3 separate regions of the Homo sapiens genome follow, and all the other regions are linked to region 2. A link is a loop called in an ENCODE intact Hi-C map of the cell type or tissue named here. Cell type or tissue: mammary epithelial cell. All regions are shown on one strand.

Region 1 (8,000 bases), 110 kb after region 2:
ATTACTTCTTTAAATTTTTCAAAAGCAACTTCCTCTTTTCCTTTGTTCTCCCTTGCCTTTACCTATCTAAAAAAGTTTTAGGCTCTTAGCAAATCGGGTATCAGTTTAGACTGTGAGGTTCGGCTCCAGCCAGTGGATGCAGGACACAGCAGTGAGGACAACCCAAATGTGTAAGGGATAAATATGTCTGCTTTTCCTTTGTTTGGTGTACTCTCGTGGCAAGACTGCTGGTGAGTATACCCTTTCCGCAGAAAGTAAAAATTGCCTTGCTGAGAGAATTAAATTTATGTTCAAGCGCTATTTCTTTGTGGCACCGGGGAACAAGCATTTTGCATTTCTAACATAATGATTGTGGTAAATGTCAATAAAAATCTTGAAGCACATCTCTCCTTAGAGTTTTTGGTAAGAGTTTATGGAGGAAAATCTATATAATCAAATGAAAATATCACAGTAAAACTCTAAATGCATCATAGAAATTAGCAACCATTAGTCAGTTTGCCTGTTTCAGAGAAAGCTCAGAAGAAACTCAGTTTACCTCTACAATGTTAAATGATGTTAACACCTTCTCCTAAAGCATTTTACTTTCCCCATCAACAAAACAGAGTATATCAGCTGAAATAGGCCACAGACCTCATTGTCTGTCTGTACGAAACTGGGGCAAAAATGAACTCAGAAAGACAAGTAATAACCTGGTAGCAATCCATGGAAAGTTAACCTTGCTGACATTCCTCTTCACTTCCCTCTGTTGGATGTTCCTGGAATTTGCATTTGTGGAAAGTTGCATACTTGCAGTGAACAAGTTCCACTGGTCCTGTTGTAGTGGATTCCACCTAACCTTTTATTCCTCTCATCCCTGTCCAGCTAACGTTCTCTCACTGTTCAGCATATGTACGTCAAAGACAGAAGTGCATGAAGACATGTGTAAAGATGCAAAATTCCCCCAGGAAACTCATTATCTAGAGCAGCCAGGGCCAATCCTCTCCTCCTCCCAGGGATTCCTAGCAATATCTGGAGACATCTGCATCAGTCATGACTTGGGGGAGGGGGGTACTATTGGCATCTACCGGGCAGAGGCCAGGAATGCTGCTGCACACGCTACAATGCACAGGCCAGCTCTCCACAACAGAGAAGTATCCGGTCCAAAATGTCAGTGGTGCTAAGGTTGAGAAATCCTGACCTAGAGGGTGAGATGAGACATATAATACAGGGTTAAGTGTGGCAGAGCTGTAATAGAGCTAAAACTGGAGTGCTATCAGATTGATAACATTTAAACAAGCGGCTATTACTTGCCAACAAGTGTTGGCAAGAATGTGGGGAAAATAGTACCCTCATAACATGTTGGTGAGAATGTAAACTGATAGAACTTTGGGGGAAGGCAATTTGGCAATATCTAATGAGACTTTAAAATATATACACTATTCCTCTTTGCTTTCCTTCCATTCCTATTTTCTTTCTTCCTTTCCCTTCTCTTTTCTTCCTTCCCCAGAACACAGCAATCAGCATGTAGCTGGGAATGCAACGTGAGGCTGGGGAGTTTGGGGAGGTACATAGAGACATGAGCTATGGCTGGGAAGAGCTGTGAGCTAGAGGGACTGGAGACTGATGATTAAGCTACATAGAGACACAGGCTAGCAGGCCTGGCAGCCGAGGACAAGAGGCAGTGGCAAAGGTGGTGGACACAGAGGAGGCAGGATGACCTTCACATTTGTAAGACTGGTTACTGTATGCAAATAAGCAAAAATATTGAAGATAATGAGAGTCAGGTTTTCTAACTGCCAGAGAAGATATGTACAAACATATAAAGGGGGAAGAACAGAAAGCTCTTTGGGTGTTAGATTGAAATTGTAGGTATAAGTATGAATCATGATTTTATAATACACAGCCTAATATAGAAAAATTTATAAATGTGTGTACACATATACACATATATTTCCTAGCTCTGTCCTCTGAGAGATCTAGAAGCAATAATACCCCAGTAACAATGGGCACATCAACCTCCTATGTATTGGTGTCTAAATACAATTCTCATATTGCATATTAGATCTCAAGACTTATTCATCCTACATAACTGCAACTTCGTACCTTTTAATCTACATCTTCTGTTTTTCCCTGTTTCCACTAATGTACAACACAAGGACTACAGTTACTAATACTGTATTGAGGCTGAGCATGGTAGCTCATACCTGTAATCCCAGCACCTGGGATGCCAAGGCAGGAGGATGATTCAAGGCTGGAGTTGGAGGCCAGCCTGGGCAACACAGCAAGACCCCTCCTCTAAAAAATATTTTTTAAATTAGCCGGGAATGGTGGTGAGCACCTGGAGTCCTAGCTACTTGGGAGGCTGAGATAGGAGGACTGCTCAAACCTAGGAGTTAGAGGCTGCAGTGAACTATGATCACGCCACTGCACTCCAGCCTGTAGTACAGAGCAAGACCCTGTCTCTAAAAAAATTAAAATTAATAAATATTGTATTCTGCTAATTTGCCAAGAGAGTAGATTTTAGGTACTCTTATCACAAACACAAGAAAGGTAACTATGATGGGCATGTCAATTTGCTTGACTGTAGTAATTACTTCATTACATCTATGTTTATCAAGATAAATACATGAAAATATCATGTTGTATGCCTTAAATATATAAAATATAAATAAGACAAAAGTACCATTCTCTACTAAAAGGGAGGCCTAACTAGGTCAAGGAAAGTAGAAGATGAGTCCAGATGATCTGGTGGAGCCAGAAAATAAAGAAATGCTCAATGAATAATAGGGATGTGTTAAAAGGACACAGGAGGCAGCTCCAAGGGGTCCCCATTGGCCAAATTGAGCACAATTTGAGCATTAAAATAAAAAACAATCGTGAGACTTCAACTTATTGAATACATAAGGAATCCATGAACAGTTCTTAGTAAAAACATAACAGAAAAATAAAGTTCTTCCTTATAGTAGTATGCCAACTAACAAATGTAGAAAGAGTGACGGTGATAAAGAATCATCACTTGAGGCTGGGTGCAGGGGCTCATGCCTGTAATCCCAGCACTTTGGGAGGCCAAGGCAGGTGGATCACTTGAGCTCAGGATTTCGAGACCAGCTTGGGCACCATGGTGAAACCAACTCCATCTCTACAAAAAATACAAAAAAAAAAAAATAAGCCAGGTGTGGTAGTGTGCACTTGTAGTTCCAGCAACTTGGGGGGCTGAGGCAGGAGGATCACTTGAGCCCAGGAGGTTGGGGCTGCAGTGAGCCAAGATCATGCCACTGCACTCCAGCATGGCAACAGAGTGAGACCTTGTCTTAAAAAAAAAAAAAAAGAATCACCATTTGGCAACATTCATAGAGGTGGCTGATTCAGGCAGACGTCATCAATAAATGGTAGTTTCTGTAGGTACAGGTTTAATGAGGAACAGGCTATTTGCATAACCCTAGAATAGTTCCCCACAAACACTAGTACAAAGGTGTTTTCAAACACCTTTGGGGAAACAAAGGGAAACGAAGGAAAAATGGCGAATTTAAGGTGAAGAAATCTGGCAAACACCAACATAACCAGGTGATTGAGGTCAATATCCCAGCAGTGGGATGGGTTGGCACCATGTGCCTTCTGTTGTAAGAAGCTAAGAAGAGCTGAGTTTCATTTCTGAAGGATTCCTGCCAAGAATGCATGACCTCAGTCAGGCTGTGAAGAAATACCCAATACAGCCAGGTTGGGAGTCATCCTACAGCATGTAGGACCTATACAACTGCAAACACTTTAGGAACAGGGAAAGTCTGAGGAACCGTTCCAGAAGAGACATGGTAACTAAATGTAACATGAATCCTAGATCAGACAGGTAGAAGAGACATTTGGGGGATAACTGACGAAATAGGAATGGGCTCTGTGGATTGGATGATAGTGTTTTGTATCAATGTCCATTTCCTGATTTGATGGGTGTACGCTGGTTATATAGGAGGACAGAGTGCTTGCTTTTTTTTTTATGCTGGAGTGTTTTCAAGAGTGATGGAGAATAATGTCTATGACTTCCTCTCAGAATAAAGACTGATGATGTATATTTTATATATATATATATACATACATACACACACACACACACACACACACACACAGAGAGAGGCAGAGACAGAGAGAAGGAGGGAGGGAGAGAGAGGGAGAGATTGAGATTTCAAACCTAATGCCATGGAGACATAGAAAAAGATTATACTACTTATTTTCTCTTCACCAGACCCATGTGATAGTTTTTGTCCAGAGAAAGGCCTTCCTTACCCCCATTCGACGAACTGACTTACTAAAAATCAAACAGGGCAGGAGGTAAATGATTCACTGATGTGCTCCCAATAAATTCTATACTTGATCCCTTGCTTTGGTTTTCTATAACTAGTCACTGCCAATGGCTTTGAGTCTTAACTCTGGCTTTCTACCTCCTTAGGGAGTGAATGCTGCTGATAGACTCCGCTGCCTATCTTTGAATTACATGGTCTGAGTCTGTCTGGGGGCAGCTCCAGAATTTCTACAGAGGATGTGCTTCGGGATAGCTTGGCTTAAAAGGGGAGACCAGGGGCTTGCCTTAAAGCTGCATTTATAAAGCAAATACACTGCTTTTATTTAGACCGCATGTTTGCTTGGAAGGCCTTTGGACCAAATAGTGCACTTATGGAGGGGCTAATGTGCCCTCCAACCCAGCCCTGCCACCTGCCAAGCCATCCCTTGATAACTGGTCAATCTGCACATGGGTGAGTCAAGGCCAGGGCTAGTAGAAGCTCCAGCTTAATGTCCCAGGGAACAATGTAGACACAGGACTAGCTGATGAGTAATTAGAGGGGTTGATGAACATCCTCAGGAAGGGGTGGGGCAGGCTGTGCTGGGCAGGTTGCTTTCCACAGTGACACCCAGTCTGGCCCAGCCTGAGGTGTACAAATGATTCACATCTGAAGAGGGGTGACAGAATCATGGGAGTAGGGCAGTATCAGGGGTCATGGGCAAGGGAGGAGTTCAAGGTTGTAGATACACAGGACAAGAGGCCAGCCAAGGAAGAGGAATAAAGAGGAGGACATAAGACTGGGGGTGATGAAGAGAGGGGTGGGTATAACCCAGGATGTCAGAACCTTCCCCTCAATGGTACTAAATCCCCTCCCCCACCCTCCAGCTGGCTTGCCAGGACAGGTAGAGAGCAACAAATATCTTTCAGACTGAATTAAGTAATTAGCTTAATTTGGGGGTGGGGGAGCAATGCCTTTGGTCAGTTTAGAACTTTGCAGAGTAAACTAGAGACCCAAGTCAGCAAGAAGGCACAGGGGAGTGAGGATGGTATAGGTGGACCCAATACATTGTCCAACATTGCCATCAGCACCCTCCTCCTGACCTGTGGGATGGGTGGTGGCCAGCTGTTTGTGTTTGTCCACTAAGAACTGAGATGCGCAGACAGTACAGGTAATTCCAACACGAAATTAAAGCTTCTTTGGAACTTTGCCCTATGCCTTCGATCATGTAGTGTTGGGTAACCTCAGTCCTGAAATTTAACTTCCTCTCATATTCCCCACAGAGCAGTTTCTCAACCTTTGATGCTATTTCCTCCTCGAAGTCCAGTATGATGTCAGAGGACGGGAGAGAGGAATATGGAAGAACTGCAGCAGTGCCCCCTTAGCACTCAAAACATGCTTGTGGAGATACTGCCAACCCCCAATAGCCAGAGCTGAGTGGGCCTGCCTGGGGTGGCCCACATCTGGATGTCCTGCCTCTTTAATTCCAATGTTTATGCACTCTTCACAGGGTACAAAGCTCTTTCACGTACATAAGTTAATGGAACTCATTAACAATCCATGTAGACAGGTAGAAAAGTAATTATTATCCCCACTATATAAATGAAAAAAACTTAAACATGACAATCTATTCAGGGTCACAAGAACTCACAAAAGTGGGACTAGGATTCAAAGACAGAACCCTGTGCTCCAAGTACCTCTAGTCCACCGTTTGTAAAAGCACAAAGTCTCTGCACTTATGCAGATAGCTCCCCAGCCCCATCACCACCTCTGCCATCCACAGCAGGACTGAGTTCCAGGTGACTCCTCCACAAATACAGAATCCAGGATGAGGAACAAAGGATCATCAAGGCCGGAAAGGGGGAGGCTCAGTACCTGCAGGAGGAATGACGAAGGGAGGAACAAAAGGCCCATGGCCAGGAAAAGAGAAAGCAAGTAAGAAAAGTGTGTATAACATCTCTAAGTCATCTAAGGCTTAGAAATCTTTGCACTTTTACCAGAATATACATTTGCACCCATGTTTACACAAGTGTTAATACTTAAATTTTTATCTAGGAGGAAAAGAGGGCAACCAGCATTTAAGGAGTACTTCCTGTATATGAGAGACCATGCTCAGTGCTTTCTCTTTTAATCTTGGGAGATGGATATAATCTTCATTTTTACAGATGAGGAAATTAAGACTTAGAGAGGTGAAGCTATGTGCCCAAGGTCACAAAGCTTGGACTGGAACAAAAGCTGGTCTGACTGCAAAGCCTTGGTCTTCCATTTATACTGCATTAATAATGCCTTGGGCCTGGTCTCTGCCATCTAGAATCCTGCAAACAGACTTAACCACTCTGTTGGGTATAATCACAGGCCAGAAAGCATTTGAACTAATGTATACTCCAAGGAGAATGGCTAATGGGTAATCTGAGGTACAGTAATTCCCATTTCAGTTATAGTGATTCCCCTTGCCCCAGCCCAAAGAAATAAGAGGCGGGTCTTAAGTTATCACGCACTGCTGCTCCTCAGCAGCAGGCTGAGAAACTTGGGGGAGAAGCAGCCAGCCTTAGGCATGTGTGTATAAGTGATGTTGAGAGTGTGTGTCTGGGTGCTGCCTGGCTACAATGCTGTGTGTGCATTTCTTCCACTGTGCACGTGTGTTTCTGAAAAATGAGATGGAGAGTTAACATGCTGTAGTTTCTTAAACAGATTCCGGTGAACACACATGAAAAACAATCTCATACTTTAATGTTTTAAATTCAGTCTCCATTCATAGAAAACATATGCAGGCCTGTTCTAACAAATATCTTGCAGAACAGCAAGATATCTAAAATAGGTCTGATCTGATAAAAAAAAAAAGAGTGGTAGTTGATAAATGCAATTGAAAGGTTTAGACAAGAGGAGTGTCATATGTAATTAAATCAAAACCTCAAAGTTTCAAATTCTAAAGACAAAGAAAAAATTTTTGCCAAAATGACCTATTTTCTTAGTTATATGATAGTGACAATCAATGTAAGTGTTGTCCAAATAGTTAGACGTCCAGATCTCCACAGGATAACTAGTTCCTTGCTGTCTCAAGGCACAAGAGACAACTCTGGAAGCTTATCTCAAGTACACAACTCTGACTGGCAGGGTTTGCTCGCTCGTCTTTTTAGTATAGTCCAGTTTGTTTAGACAAGCCTGGGGTTAACAGAGCCAAGGTGTGTGTTTCTAACCGTATCACTTCTGTCCCAAAAAGAGGAAAACTCTGTTTACTGGACTCAGGCCACTAAATATCAGATCCACTGCCCATGGAAAGCAGGGTTAGCAACTGTTGATGGATCAATGGAAAATCCAGCAACTCTTCTCAGCGATACAAAAGTCCATGCATTAATGAAACGTTGTGCGGTACATGGAATTTGTAAAGAGGAGATTGATTGTCTGTCTGTAATTGACATTTACTTTATTCTCTGATACAGACTAAGTTGGAACCGTGAGAAAGCCCTTTATTTCTAAACGGCATCTCAAGACCAGGTAATGCTACTTTCGGAGGAAAAGGAGGAAGAAAAGCGTTGTAATGACAATAACAAATTACGGGGGAAACATTTCGTGGAAATTACTCAGTTTAAAAAACTGACCTAGCCGGGCGCAGTGGCTCACACCTGTAATCCCAGCACTTTGGGATGCTGAGGAGGGTGGATCACGAGGTCAAGCGTTCGAGATCAGCCTGGCCAACACAGTGGAACCCCGTCTCTACTAAAAATACAAAAAATTAGCCTAGCGTGGTGGTGG
Region 2 (8,000 bases):
CAGTCTCAAATATGGCTACAATAACTCCAGTCATTAAACCTGCTTTACAGATAGGGAGCAAAAAAACAGAGGGAGGGGAAAGAAGAGAAAAAGATCATATTTCAACTATTTTTCCCTCTTTCAAGAGTCTTCCTGGAAGTCCCACTCAGCAACATCCATTTATATTTCATTGGCCCAAATTTAGTCTATGGGAACTACATGCAAGGGAAGCTGGTTGTGGTGTCACCATGCATAACTGTAGCTCATTATTAAGGAAGCCTGGGAGAATAAATATTCCATCGAAACAACAGGCACGTGCCTCACCCCAGCTTTACTCTGCTTGCCCTGTTTCACCACCAAGACCCATCTAAGTTGTGACTTTAGATCTGTTTGGGTTTGAGTTCTTCCTTAAATCAGTGTTTTGTTTTTAATGTTTATTATTTATTCTCTGTATGGATTGGCCATTTGTGGCTAGTGATGCTCTTCAACCAGACAGACTGAGCAACTCCACCCAATGAGGCTGTAGTCTTAACTTAAACAGAAGTCTAATGCCTCCAGGGTCGCCTGCTGTTAATCTGCCAACACCATCAAAGATGCTAATGCAGAAAGAGGCAAACAACCTGTTAATTGAGCCTTTATTGTGCCTTGTTTAATCCTTCCAACCAACATCTCTATGAGGTTAATCCCCATTTTATAGGTGAGGAAACCAAAGATCAGAGAGATTAAGTAAGTTGTCCAAGATCACAGCTGACAGTGAAATTTAAGCCTTGATATGTTTTATTCTAGAGTTTTCCCTATTATCCTGTATTTCAGCCATCTCTGAAAAATTGGAGCCCACAAGATGTGAGCTATGCCCAGAACTCACCAGCTCTAGCCTGGTTGGAGTCACTAATTTCAGAGGCTACTCTTGGCCCTTTGCCAATCTGCAAGATGGAAGCAGGAGGGGGAGTGGATAGTTTTCTGTCGTCTGGTTCTCAACCTTGGTGCTGTTCAACTTCTTTCCCATTGTGGCATATGTTAAAAGTGATAATCTTCATGCAGCCTGGGGGTAGCGGAGGCTGGCTGATCTGGGCTCCCTCCTGCCAGAGGCTGAAGGGTCCACATCTTGGCGGACTCCATGGTCTTTTTCTCTTGCTATCCCCTCTTCCAGGAAAACTAATGTCTTTTTCTCTTGCTATCCCCTCTTCCAGGAAAACTAATGTCTTTTTCTCCCCCAAGGTCTAATCCAGGATCCCACACTGCATTTTCCTGTGATATCTCCTGTCTTCTCCAATCTGTGACATCCTCAGTCTTTCCTAGTCTTTCATGACATTGACACTTTTCTTGAAGAGTATTGCTAGGTATTTTTGTAGAATGTCTCTTACATTGGGTTTGTCTGATGTTTTCTCATGATTAGATTGAGATCATGCATTTTTGGCAGGAATGCCATGAAAGTGATGCACTCAGCTCATCGTGGCAGGCGTACATGAGGGCAATATGTCTTATTATGGTGATGTTGACCCTGAGCAGTGGGTTAAGGTGCTGCCTGCTGGTTTTCCCACTGTTAAGTCATTACTTTTTCCCTTTATAATTAGTAAGTGTCTTAGGAGAGATACTTTGAGGCTATTCAAATATTCTATTTCCCTTCAAACTTCTGCCCACTAATATTAGCATCCATCTGTGGATCTTGCTTATGGTACTCTAAAGGTGATTTTATACGATTTGCATTCCTTTTTAGTTGTAATTCTTCAGAAAGGAAGATTTGTCTTTTCTCTATTTTATTATATTGTTTATTTATACAATTATTGATTCATAGATATTAATTTTACTCTATAAATTATAATCCAATGCTATGGTTATTTATTTTGCTGCATAAATTGTTCCCATTCTGGCCACTCTTTCAGGTAAGTTCCCATGCTTGTCCAAGATGCCATCAACCTTTTTGGGGTACTTCCTTACTTTCTGGTACCACCACAGTCTCCAGGCTCGTCTTGGATATTTCCTGTCTCAGTCCTTATCCAAAAAAGCCCTGGTTTCTTCTGTTGAAGAATATATTAGAAAATAAGACCTAGGTTCTATGTGGCATTATTTATCATTATAAGGTAATTTGGAATCAAAATAAATTTCAGTTTGAGGATGAAAAGTGTGGAGATTAGTGAGGGTACCCGATTGCCCAACATTACACAGCTCAGAACTGGCAGACAAAAAGCTCAAACCAGGGCAGATTCTGTACTCTTAACCTCTCCACTAGCGTAAATGCCTCATTTATTATAAATATGAATTACTACTTGGCAGAAAACGTGCAGATGTGCCAGATAAATGTGATTTCTGGTTGATGGAGTGTCCGATAAAGTAGACTTGTCTATAAAAACAAACTTGGCATCCGATAAATATTTTTAGATAGATTTTGTTGAAAGAATCATCATTATCCTCAGACATTTCTTGGTATCTATGAAATTTCTGTAGAGTTCAGTTGTACTTAATTCCTTTATGGAACATGGTAGAACATATATAAAATAATAATGAATATAGAAATATGAAATAGAACAAAAATAACTGCAGGTTCACTTTCTGGATCCCCATGGCCTTTGGCTGGAAACTTGATGGTGGGGTTCACTCTCTCTTTGCCTGTTGCTTTAGTAAACCAAGGAACCAAGGCCTAGGGACATGAGCAACTTGCATTTGGCCAGTGGTGGGCAGAGTGGAGCTGGAATCAAGATTTCCTGGCTGGATCCCCAAACATTTTTGACCCTCATGATCTGACCAAGTAAATCTCAGGGCAGGACAACAGCATCCCCAGAGACTAAGCCCAGATGGGCAGGGCCACACACCCTGTATCATCTAAGAGGCCCCATATCATCTAAGAGGCCACCTTGTGGCCCACGCCCGTGTATCATCTAAGAGGCCCTGTCCACACTGCTGGGAAGTAGTCCTGGCAACTTCACTCCCTTTCTGTGTTTAACTCTCAACACCAAACCCAACTCCTGCATCAAATGCAGTTAAGAATCCAAGACAAATATGCCTAAAGAGGGGAAAACCTGGTGGCTGGATGGAATGAGATTGACTGGGAGGAGGAGACTGGTTTCTAGTCCTGGCTGGAGTACTAGAGTTTTGCACTTAACCAGTTGTTTATGCCAGGCAAGATCTTTCATCTCTCTGAGCTCTACTTTCCTGGCTTAAAATGATACGGTTGGATTAGATGACCTCTAAGGCCCTATTCTGCTTTGAAATTTTTGGAAGCTTCAAATTCCTTTGCAGAATTTCCCTGAGAGGTCCTTGGACCAGTCAGTCTCACCGGTAGAGCTCTTGCGCCACCTAGTGGTGGACTCAGAGGCCTTTTTCTCCCTTCTGCGTTCAGGTCCCGCCTCAACTGGAACAAGAGAACAAAGCCATTTCAGCCCTTTGCAGGACTGTGGCAAACTGCCAGACCTGGGAGGAACACATGTTTAATACATGTCCTAGAAAGATATGCTGTGTGAACACACTGCCACTCCTTATGGCAAAGGCCTTAGTGCGGTGGGCATGTGGTTACAAAGCCAGGTTCCTGATGTCAAGAACACCCAGCAAGGTGCCCTGATAAATACCACCCAGAAGAGATGTGTTTGGGGTACTCTCTCTGTATGCTGATCTGTTACACACTGATCCTTAACGCTTTCAGCTGCTCCCTGGTTAACAGTCATTAGGCAGGCATGCAGCACTGTCATCCTGGGCCTCAGCCCTGCTGTCAGAACCCTCCTCCAGATACCTGAAGCAAAAAGAGGCAGGGGACCCCTTAGGTGTACTGCTGATTTGGAGAAATCCTTCATCCGACGGAAGGTCTTTCTAGGTTCCTCCCCTGACACTCCTATCTAAATAAAAACTACTTCTGAAGCCTGCATGACCCTTAGAGTTGGAATCATCTGAGCTGTGGAGCACTTACCCAACATATCCTGGGATTTGTCAAATGTTGCCGGTGATTCCAGAATTGCAGCTGACTACCTAATAGCAGACATCATGTCACTCCGCTCATGGTGACTGCTGTTAATCTGGATCTGGAAGTTCCATGTCGTTTGCTTTTGGCTTCTATGTCCTGGCGAGGCAAGTACAGGCAGCACTGTTGGTGCCCATTGTACGGGCAAGAAAACCAAGGTTTGAAAACAGGTTCGGTGACTCCCCACATAACCAAAGGGAGTGGTGGAGTTACAATAACATGAAGGAACTCTGACTCCCTTGTCCAATCACGCAGGGTTTAGTCATTTGTTTTTATGATCTCAATGAGGGGCCTTTGGCTCATAGTTCATTAATTTTCATCACAAACACTATTGAAAACCATTAATTGCCTGTGCTTTAAATAGCAGTGTGGAGTTTTTTCCTTGCCTAGCAAGACAATGGGTGTCAGTGGGTAGAAGGAGCACTGGGCTGGGGACCAAAAATCCTGGACTCTTGTTTGACAAGGTCACCACCAAACTGAGGGGCCTGGGAAGTCACAACCACTGAGGCCTCCCTCTCCCCATCTAGGAAGCGAAGAGGGCAGGAGTAAGGTACCTTCCCTCCCAGAACTCCATATGTGAAAGAAAGGGCATTTCTGATTTAGGGTATGTTTCACTTTCTCTAACCTTGGATCTGTCCCAGTAAAATGATTAAGCGAGGATATCTGTCTTTGCCAAAGTATGACTTACCTGGTCAGTCCAGATTGTTCAGGTGGGCTTATTGCTTTCTTGATTTGTAACCTTTTGTTTTCCAGTGACCTGGACTGTTTTTGGTATAGAATTTCATTCCCAGGTGATAAATTCCTTTAGGGAAGTGATAGCAAACAGGTTTAATCTTGAGGGCCCTTCAAATCAGTGAGCAGTGGCTGTCGGGAGCTCTGTGTTAATGTCTCTGAGGCCATGCTGTAAGGCGCCATGGGAACATGATTGATTAGCCATGTCTGCTGTGGGCAGGGGCTGGGGAATGCAGAGGGGAAGGGCTGTATCTGGGATAGCACTGTGGAATTGGAGCAAGGGAAGCCATGCCGAGTGAAAAGGCACAGAGCTGCTTAGAAGCAGAGCAGGGATAGGAATCCACACCTCCTCCCTTCCAATTCAGTGGCCTCCCACACAAGACTTCCTCTTTATTTGGTGTGATGGGCAATCAGGTGCTTAGAAGATACTTTCCGATGATGAGGATGAAACTGATGGTCTGGCAGCAGCTTTCTGCCTGCTCTCTCAGCAATGTGTAAACCCACACATGTGTTTTTCCCTTTCTGAGACACAGAAAGGCTCAACCTTTGACAAGAGATTGTCCAGGAAACATCAGTAAACACACCAAATGCCTACATTCCCATTAAAACATGCCTATCTCCTTCTAGGCAGTTCCAAGCGAGACTTCTAAGAGGTCTGCCTTGCACAACTCACAGGCAGCAGCTGTGAGGAGGAGAGGTGCACCCCAGGCTGTGGGTGGGAGGACAGAGGGAATGGGGAGGCAGGAACAATGGACCAGCCTCCTTGGCCTCACAGGAGGCGTCTGAATGAACGATGATGGCTCTTGGCCTTCCAAATGGCAAAGACACATTCCCAGAGAGGCCGGCTGTGGAGGGCTCCTGCCCAGATGGACTCGCTGTACTGTGAAGGAGCATTCTGTGTTCCCTAACTGGCAGCGGCTGCCCAGCCCATCAGCTTGCCTGACTGCACACCAAGGGCCCTGACGGCTTTCTCATGGGGCACCCCGGGGCTTCTGCCCCAAGCAGATGCTGGGCTTTATGTTCCCACAGAGAAGGCTTGCCCGTGGCGGTCCATCCATCTTCCTCTCCTTCATCTGAGAGGCAGTGTGGCCTGCCCTGAGGGTCTGCAGGGAGCGCTCTCACCAGGCCTGGGAGGATGCTGCCAGGGAGGAGAGTGCCCTGGAGCCTGAATGCCTCTTTTGTTTGCAATGAAATAAAATCTGCCCTTTTAAAAAGCATCCACGCTGCCAAAATCCCAGGTAAAGGGGGTGTGGTTGACTTGCTGCTAGGGAGGAATTCCTTAAGCTCTGCAGGCTATACACCCTCCACAGGAAAGGCCTGGGCCTGGCTGTTGATGATGATGGGATTTCTCCCCCAACACATGCACCTCCCTTGGCTGGCAGGCAACTCAGGAGTGAGGAATGACCAAAGCCAATTCCCAGAGCAGCGGAGGAGCACGGTTCACCTTCCAGTCAGTGCCTCAGGGCAAGCCCTTTCCATCCTCTCCATAGCGCCACCTCTCAGCGGGAGAAATGCTTGGTTCACACACAGGGTCCACCCTGCTCCCACCTGGCTCTTTGAGCTAACGAAGTATCACCCTTTACAGGTCCTGGTTCTGATGCACCAAGATGTCTGATAATAATAAAAAAAAAAAGCCCAGTAGTTACTCACACTCCAAGGTGCCTGGGCTTTCTTCTGGGAGGTTGCTCCCTTCTTTGCGGCCATCACCACACATTCCTCTAGTAAGGAAACCCCAAGAGGCCGGATGTCTGCAGCACATGAGCTGTGTGTATTCCCACACCATGATTATTGCCAAGAGGTTAGAAACTGAACATGATTTGGGTCCTGAGGGGCCTTAAATCACTGTCAAATGGGAATTTGCTATAAACCAGCTGAGACCAGGGACTAAGTTCCTGTCTCCAAGAACTCCACGAAGGACCCTGCAAGAGAAGAGAGCACATTCCATTGTTTAGACTAAGCTGAATCCCAACTACTCAAGGCATCCTGGCCTTTGGGATTGGATAAGGTAAGTTTTGTAAGGATTCCTGACCCAAGCTGTCATGTCAAGCTTCTTTACCCATCTGGCCATATTTCATGTTCGGATCCATCACGCAGTTCTCTGCATTTTATTGACAATGCACAGGCCGTTTCCTGTGTGTAACTCCTTGCCACCCTCAGGAGGAAGGTCCTCAGACAAATATATGAATGTTCATTCATTCAACAAGCATTTATTCAGCATCTACTATATTCCTGGCCCAGTGCCAGGCTCAGCGTCTCCTGTGGATCCTCATGGGGCCTTCAGATATGAAAAGAAAAGTACAAAATGATGCAGGTGCTATGGTAGACTTAAGTATTAGGCTCCATGGGAGCACAGAGTAAGAATAAGTCATTTCCTAGATGGGCAGTGAGTTGAACTCAGGGTGAGGGGCCAGCGAATCCTCCCAACACCTAACATCTGGAGTTGTTTTGGGGGGTAAAGTACACGCAGCTCTTATGTGTACTCTTGGATCTGCATGCCAGGCATTGTGTTGTCTGCCTGCCCATCTGGTTGGACCAGCATCTGGGGGGTGGGTCAAGTCATCCAAGCTCCAAGGAGATGGGTAGGACAAGAGATTGTCAGTATCTTACTTGTCCACAATGGGAGCTATATTTGTGCATGGGAGGGTATAACTGCCTGGACAGAGGCCACTCCTTCTGGGGCACAACCCTGCCCAGGAAACCCCAAATAGAGGTTTGCTTCAATAAGAGCTATGTTTATCTAGGAAACATTCCAAGTTGTGGAGAAAAAAAGGAGAATAAAAGAAAAAGAAGAAACCTTCCATCCACAGCTAGAGACCTGAATATTGCCCAGGAAGTCTTGCTAGGTTTGTCTAGTGAGACCAGAGACATGTGATTTTATGTGGGATGTGATTTTACGTGGGATGGCTAAGGGAAAACGCTTTTACTGCACATTCACAGGCCTACCCCGCCACGTCATCATGACAATTGTGGTTCTCTCTGTGCCCAAATCCATGATTCAGGTTTTATAGCTCTTAATAATTGCATCCTTTCATAAGACTTTTCCGCAGAGTTACTGCCAGAGTTACCTTTTATATATCACATATATTAACATGGAAATGAGATGGCATTGCTGCCCAGGATTCCTACAGCATAGATACTAATTGACAGCCGAGGACCAAAGGCAGCTCAACTTGCATTGCTGATTTCACTGCTCATGGTAGATACAGAGAAACAAAATTCTAACTTGAATTACGGCAATTGCTGGGCCATGCTACAGGTCATAGAACATGTTTTCTTTCCTTTCTGCTATTTTTTATTTTATTTTATGTATTTTTATCTCTTGCTCAATTTCTCTGATCTG
Region 3 (8,000 bases), 75 kb after region 2:
TTCTTACCAGAGGTCTTAACAATTCTTGACATTCTGTTCTAATTTATTTGTTGATGGATCACCTGCACTAGAATGTAAGCTTATGAAGCCAGGGACTTTGTCTTGCTCATCACTGTGTTCCCAGGGCCTAAACAGGGCCTGGCCCATTGCAGACCTCAGCAAATGTTATATGAATGAATGAATAAGAATGGTGGCCAAATATCTCAATTTCTAGCTTAACATGTGCTCACTGCCCTGTCAGCTTTAATTTACTCTTCTATGCTTCCTGCCCTTGGTTTGCTGACAGGCACTGACAGACAGCTAGATAGTTCTGGTCTTTTCAAATGTCTTGTGCTGCAGCAGAAATGTTTCATTTAGATGTGTGTGAATTATAAAAACCTGATGTTGATGGAAAGCATAAGGAGAAAGATTTACTGCACTGTTTGTGGGAGTGGAGATTGATGCAATCTGTTGAAGGACAATTTAGAGATAGCTTAACAAAATTTTAAACATGCATTTTCCTGACCTACTAATTCTTGAATAAATACAATTCACAAAAATAGACCCAGGAATGCTTGGAGATGTATATAAAACGACCCTCATTGCAGGGATATTTTAATGGCAAAAAATTAGAAATAGCTCATAAAATATCATCAATCAGTATGTAATACAATGTAGCCTTATATAGCCACTGAAGAGAATTAGACATATGTTTATACAGACATGAAAAAATATTCGTATGTTGTCAAGCATAAAAAGATGGGGAACTATTATGACTATTAAGAACACATTTCTGTACAAAAATCATTACTCTGTGAGTACTATACACACATACAACCCCGACCCCGCCACAGTCTTTTATTATTTGCAGGGAAAGTGTCTGCAAGCCAGCATATTAACCTGTTAACAGTGGTTCTAAAATCTCTAAAGAGAGAACTAAGGGGGACTTCCACTTTCTAAATCATATATTCTACAATGTGTACATTTTAGAAACAAGCAAATTACATCCACAATAACAAAAACAATTAAGATTTTAAACTTCATTTAAATTCTAGTGCCAAAGCACTTCAATATTTATAAAACTATTTAAATTCTGAGCTCTGGGCCCAATGTTCACATTAACAAATCTGGTAACTCCTCCAGGCTTTATTTATTCCTGATCCATAAAATGAGGCTAAAAGTGCTTTTCCTTCTACTGCTTAGGGTTATTGGATGGCTAAATAAAATCAATGGGAAGAACATTGAAAAGCATTTTTAAATCACTAAATTAATTCCAAGTGGCCATTATATACATTGTTTAAGCTTCTTGTTAGCATTCTACCTGTATTTCATTGACTCATAAGAATACACTCTAGGAGGGATTTGTGTTACGACTTTTACAGATGAGGAAACTGAGGTGTAGAGAAAACGAATTTCTTTCTTGGAAAGCAGAACTAGAATCAAACACTCAGACTTTATCCCACACTTTATTCCTCTTCCATCTCCCACACTACTCAGAGCAGGTAGGTATAAAGGCCCTGTAAACTATAAATCTGTCAAACATGAAAGGGACTAGGATTATAGTCAGGAGCAGTAATAAGCACCTTTTGAACTAGAAAAGAAAACTGCAGTGAAAAAATTGTATGTTTCTTATCCTGCACTGTGTTGGTCCATCATTACCAAAACCAATTAATCTTTTTAATTACGCTCAAACCTTTTTATGCACTCCAAATTAGAAATCAGAACAGTTTAGGAAAACCTCTCCAGAATATATATTCAAGGTTTTATAAAAAGAAAAGAAAATGCAGGCTTTGATAAACTCAACATGTATTTACTTGAGGAAAAATGAGATTTTTAGAAAAAAGTAGGGGCAAGTGAATTCACCAAGCTGTGAAAAGTATACTTTATCCACTGGGAAGTTTCTGTGAGTTTGCTTGTTACAGGAATACTAGCAATATATACAAACAAGGTACACAAACACAGCGACAGGACACGTTCCACCAATTCCACACAGCCACAATCCTAAGTCATTACTCTTAGCAAAGCCTCATATAAGAGGGCTCATTTCTAAATAAGGTGGGTAGGCTCCAATTCCCTCAGCTTCAAGTAAGCAAATTTTGGTCTGATATTACAAAATACAATCAATTTCCCGGTACCACAGGTCCAGTAAGAAAATAAATAAATTCAAGATTGTAAGTTTACTGATCATAAAATATGTCAAAAAGACTTTCCAGACAAATTCTCATGTTAAAAAAAGCCATTTTAAAGATGTTTCAGCTACATAAAGGGATAGTAGAGAACTACGAATCACATTGCTCCAATTAAGGTTAGAAATGCTCTAATTTGTGTTTCCTTGAAAGTTCCAGTCTTATTAGAGAGTCTCAAAACACAATATTGCAGAACTGCATACAATTTTTTATTTTCGTAATGCTATAGTGATAGGCTCCTGTGTCCAATTCAGATTGGTGACATGCTGCTTGAAACTAGTAAACCTTGTCATCAGGCTAATTTTACAAGTCCCTTCTCCCCTCTCATTTATAGCTACTTATATTTCTCTGCTTTTCTTTATGACTTTCCACATGAAGCATTCTCTAAAATATTTTTGGGCAAAACTTCATTCCATGCTTCCTCAAGAGTGCAGTAATATTGGAAGCACAGTTTGCAGGTCACTGTAAGAGGTCAGTGAGAAGTCTCCTGGTGTTAATAGCTTGAGTAATATTGTTTTCTCCTTTAGATCACACCATTAAATTGCTTTCATTACCCACAAAGGGGTTATTTGTGTCAGAGCAAATAAGATCTCATTCAAATTCAAACTGGATAATTTCAACCTAATAAAATAGTTTATTTCTAATAACTAGAAGAACAAGACAATGACAAAAAATTGTAAAGTCTTTTTAAGACATACAAGCAGAAGAGAAGAAATGTATTTTTTAAATAGGTCCTACAAGAGTTTTAATGTGCTATCTGGAAATTTTGGAGGGGGCTACCCTGTAGTTTATTCTCCTAGAAATGGGAGGGTATGAGGTATTTCCCAAAGGTTTTACAAGAAATTATATCTTATGTTCCCTGGGAATATCAGAGATTCCACTTTGGACTTTTCTATTTCACTGAGTTTCCTCCATTTCTGACCCACCATCTTCTTTGTTCTTTTAGTCATCCAAATTTAAAACACTGAAGCTGGATTCATCCTTTTGCTACTCCCCTCGGGCTCAATGTGTCACTACCTCCTGAAGTTTCTATCATTTTAATGTATTTTAAATCCATTCTTCCTTTTGTTTTTTCACTGCTTTCATAGTAACTCTTGCTTCTGAAATGTTTGTGCCTGGGGTAAGGGCCTTCAGAATACCTCAGTTGTTTCTTCAAAACAGGGATGTCAGGGCTGTACTAGTGGATCACTGGATTAGAAACCAGCATGTGTGTGTGGGAGTGGAGGGAGAGCTCATGCATACGCTGGGCACGTTGCCCTGGTGATGTTGACACAAAGCACCACACCACCTCCTGAAACCACATTTCTATGAAGAATTGTCTGGGCCAGCCCTGTTCTGGCAAACTTCCAAACCCAAGTGCCTGGAGCCAGTTGGAGTCCATCAACAAGCCCAGGAAGCAAGTCCAGCTCCTATCAGGGAATCTGAAGACCCCCCTGTCCTCAGCTGTGCCTGCTGATTGGGACCTGGGTGTCTGTTTTATATCCTAGCTCCACTACTTGGGGTCTCCAGGGTAGCCTGAATGGTACTCTAGCTCTGCTGATGCCAGGGTCCTCCTCAACTCCTGTCAGTCTTTCAGGGACTTACCATCACTCCAGAGGATGCATCTACCCTTCCTGATTCCCAACCTGGCCTACAGCCATGGCCAGGCCTCATTAACTGCTGCCAGGTTTCCCTGACGCTGACTTCTAACTACAGGGCCCAAAGTGGATTTAAGCACCTGATTGCTAAAGGAAGTAGCATCTGTGGTCCCCGAATCTCCTGCCTAGGTCCCACCCCTTCCTTGTTGGCTCCTGGGCACTATTCTAGGGCCCAGGTTTTTGTGGGAACTGCAGTTTTGCCCTGTCATCTAGGAGCTGCCACTTAACACTGGTCTGTCTGCAGCACTCCCTTAACACCACGTTGAACAGCAGGCATGGGCCTTTGTGAGTCTGCCCAGATCTAGCCAGTTCCTTCCCTCTACTGAACTGTCCAACAAGCCTGGCCACAGCCTGCCAGTCACCTAAGCCTTCCACCCACTGCAGAGCTCAGATAGTGGCTGTTGGAAGGGACAAGTGTTGTCCATCTGGATGTGGCCAGCCACCATCTTATATAGCTTCCTTCACCTTAAATGCAGGTCCCGCCAAGAAAGCCTTCAACTTAAGAACCCCAGAATGCCCCTGCTGGGCCCTGAGGCTGGCCACTTTCCCTCCCAAATAACAGAAGTACAGAATCCAGTGGTCGGTTCTTAGCACTGTCCCTGTGGACCACATTCACAGAGCCTCCCTGAGCCAGGAGGCCCTGTGTGATCCCTTGTCATGCAGAGGCCAGCAAAGAAGAATTGAGAAGCCAAAATATTCTCCAGGCTCACCCAAAAGCTACCCTCCCTGAGCTGCAAGTTGCCTTAGACCAGAGACACAATATTTCCTTTCCAAGTTGGAACAAATGAAGAAGGGTCCAGTTAACACCCCATAAATGAGCATTAACCTCTTGTAAGACAATCTCTATGTCCTTCTGAGAGTCCACTCCATGCAACTGAGAAGACACAGTTTTAGTTTCTAAGCTGCATGCAAACTCAGGTAGAGCCTCCAGAACAACCTGGGTCTGCTGTGTCACCTCAGCATCTTCACTAGTTCTCCCAGTCCCAGCAGAAGGCACAGAGCTCCACTGTGAGACAGCATTCGTTAAGTTTGCCACATGTCAGGAGTCACAGAGGGATGTCTAAGCAGTCACGCAGATCCTAGGAACTCTGCTACATGTTTTGCAACATATGGACCCTCAGAAGTAAACTCAGTACGTCTCTGGAGCATCTTTCAACAGAACAGTACAATGTCTAGAGATCCCTCAATAGAACATCAGGCCTAACTGTAAGATGCCCTAGAACCAAGGAGCTTGGAACATATCCTGGGGAGGAAAACACTGACCTTCCAAGGGAAGAGTTATTTAACTTGTATAAAAAGTTCTGGCTGGGCACAGTGGCTCACGCCTATAATCCTAGCACTTTGGGAGGCTGAGGCGGGCGGATCACGAGGTCAAGAGATCCAGACCATCCTGGCCAACATGGTAAAACTCCGTCTCTACTAAAAATACAAAAATTAGCCGGGCGTGGTGGTGGGCACCTGTAGTCCCAGCTACTCGGGAGGCTGAGGCAGGAGAATCGCTTGAACCTGGGAGGCAGAGGTTGCAGTAAGCCGAGATTGCGCCACTGCACTCTAGCCTGGTGACAGAGTGAGACTCATCTCAAAAAAAAAAAAAAAAAAAAAGAAAGAAAGAAAAGTCCTGAACTTTGGTCTGGGGCCTATTTATAGGATTCTGAGGCTGTAAACTGAGTCATGAGGAAGACTGTTCTGGATATAACACTTTTATCATAAGCCTTGTCATGGGCCCAGATAGGCAGACTCAGCACAGATAGAGAGCAGGAACACTGTCTCCCTGACTCATTGGTGAGTCCAGTTCTGAAAGCCCAATAATGTAGAAACTCTAAGGGGAGTCCCTGGGATCCACCAGTTGCTAAGATAACTGGAAGAAGGTCTCTGCCACGTAGCACCAGTGTCCCTCCTGCTAGTGCTCGAGCCTGGTGATAAGGAGTCTCACCCTGGGGAAAGATACCAGCCCTAGAAAAGACAAAGAGGCCTCAACGAAAATACTTCTCAAAACCAAGGAGGCTGATCAGAGGCAAGGTACACAGCTAACCCTCTAACCCTCATGATCCCAGGAGAGCTAATTTAATGACATCTAAGTCTCCTGAAGCTCCCTGGATCATAGTAGGGTTGGTCCTAGGCTAGCTAAGGCCAAGCATTCCAGGGCCGGCCTCTCGGATGGGCGGCCCTGTGTGATCACGCAGATCTGTGCTCAGAAGGGCCTGCACTTGGTTGACAGCTCTGCTGTCACGTTCTTGAAATCTTCAACAATTTTCTCTTTGAACTTGTATTTTGTAAGGGAGCCAGAGGAGCATGAGGATGAGCAGAGGAGACAGGCGGAAGAAGGGAGAGAGCTTTATATTTTAGTACCTTCAGTGGCACATCTCCCCTGCCTTTTGAACAAAAGACCCACAAATTATGTAGCAGGCTGTCAGCAGTCCTGATGGAACCCCCTCCCATGTAACCAGCCACCGCACAAAGGAGGGAGTTAAAGACTAACAATCAAGCTGGGAGCACTGGCTCACGCCTGTACCCCAGCACTTTGGGAGGCTGACGTGGGAGAATCGCTTGAGACCAGGAGACTGAGACCAGCCTGGGCAACATGGTGAAACTCTGTCTCTACAAAAAAAAAAAAAAAAAAAAAAAAGAAAAAGAAAAAGAAAAAAAATAGCTGGACATGGTGGTGTGCGCCTGTACTCCCATCTACTCAGGAGGCTGAGGTGGGAGGATCGCTTGAACCTGGTAGGGGCAAAGGTTGCAGTGAGCCGAGATTGCACTACTGCACTCCAGCCTCGGTGACAGAGCCAGATGTTGCCTTGAAAGGGAAAAAAGAAACAAAACTAACAATCACCAGGGACTCTAGAGATCCCCCAACCTCTAGTCCCAACCCTAACCAAAGAAATCTTTCATGCCTTTGGGTCACTCACAGAAGTCAATTCCAGACCCAGGCTAACTCTGTACCACAGATCCCCCCGGCTCAGGCCAAGATAACCACTGGTTAGAACCAGGACACAGGAGGCCTGCATTCCAGGAAGCAATTCATGGCTGATGCGCAGAGTTAGTAAGAGGGGTCCCAGGTGACATAGAACGAGTTCTTGTAGTTACGATCAGCACAAGGACCCAGGCTGAGCCAGTCTGGGTGGACCAGCCCAGAACCACTGTCACCCAGGCTGCCTCTCCCACCCGCTGTGGGCTGGTGAGATGGTGGCTCCCAGCACTGGGAGGAGGGTATGCCCTGGGGCAGGGGGAGCCTTTACCACAACTTGATATATGACCTGGGGCAGGTTTCCATCTCTCTGGGCCTCCATTTCCTCAGATTTAAAATAATGGCAGCATCACCTTCTAAGAGGATTAAACAGAGTATGTATAAATGCCTGGCACAAAGTGGTGGTCAATTTTTAAAAATCCCTTTTTTCTCAATAGAGTTGTTATTAGAAATGAGCTGTTATTAGAAATGAGACAATTATCCATAAAAATGCCTGACAATTCAAAGTGCTTCATAAATGTCGATTCTCTTCCACGTTCTCCTTCCCAGTCCCTCTTACCTTTGTTCTTGTGACCAGACCCTCCACTAACTGCCAGTTCCCACCCCAGGTCCCACCCAATAAGCATGTTTGTTGGCTCATTATATAAACATTTACTGAGTGCCTACTGTGTGCCAGGCACTGTACAAGTGAAAACACACACACACAGTCCTGTCCCTGAGAAGCTCACAGTCGGGTAAGAGAGGCACTTAGCAAATAAATTTTAATAGAGTGGGTTACTTTTATGAGTTAATTCTTTTAATATATAAATAGTATACTACAGAAGCACTGGATAATCAACTCTGCCTTGGGGAGTCAGAGAAAATATCATAGAGAAGGCAGACTCTTGAGTCGGATCTTGAAAGATGGACAGGAGTTTGCCATGCTACAGAAAACTTCGAGGAGCCTCAGGCAGTCACTGCACATGTGCAGGACAGTGAGAAGCTTGGCATGACAGAAGCAGGGGCTGTGTGAGGGGAGTGCATAGAAAAGGAGGCTGGGAACAGGACTGGGAAAGCAGCCTTGTAATCCCAACTAATTTGGGCTTTATCCAGTTTGGAAGAGTAGACAAGAAAAGATCAGAGCTAACTGTGCTTTTTAGGAAAATGCCTCAGCTGGTGGTGGGGGAAGGCCTGGAGCAAGAAAATGCTGGAGGAGGGAATCCAGACGGAGATGACCGTTAGCAACACACAGCA

What was found. Peaks named below come from ENCODE experiments on the same cell type or tissue, not always from the same donor. Only the 100,000 strongest peaks of a DNase experiment are listed, where the experiment ranks them.
Region 1: it touches region 2 in a loop (8-fold over the local background); 5 of 110 quality-filtered maps call a loop at or near these places.
Region 3: a loop joins it to region 2, with 4 times the contacts of the local background. A loop is called at or near these places in 4 of 110 quality-filtered maps.

The regions. Positions count from the first base shown.
Region 1 is chr1:84,884,084-84,892,083 of GRCh38, forward strand. All of the region lies in intron 1 of LPAR3 (lysophosphatidic acid receptor 3), which reads right to left. Among named protein-coding and RNA genes, the nearest start is that of LPAR3, 5.1 kb to the right of the region's middle. In mammary epithelial cell, a CTCF peak has its summit at 739 (motif pointing left); a DNase peak (open chromatin) is centred at 3,648; H3K4me3 peaks cover 210 bases; H3K27ac peaks cover 3,179 bases.
Region 2 is chr1:84,769,257-84,777,256 of GRCh38, forward strand. No RefSeq gene overlaps it. Among named protein-coding and RNA genes, the nearest start is that of SSX2IP, 83 kb to the left of the region's middle. RefSeq lists an enhancer at 5,604-6,103. In mammary epithelial cell, a CTCF peak has its summit at 3,274 (motif pointing left); DNase peaks (open chromatin) are centred at 3,305, 4,105 and 7,545; H3K27ac peaks cover 348 bases.
Region 3 is chr1:84,843,990-84,851,989 of GRCh38, forward strand. The region is part of intron 2 of LPAR3 (lysophosphatidic acid receptor 3); the gene reads right to left. Among named protein-coding and RNA genes, the nearest start is that of LPAR3, 45 kb to the right of the region's middle. In mammary epithelial cell, no CTCF peak of the experiment used is centred here; a DNase peak (open chromatin) is centred at 3,452; H3K27ac peaks cover 3,061 bases.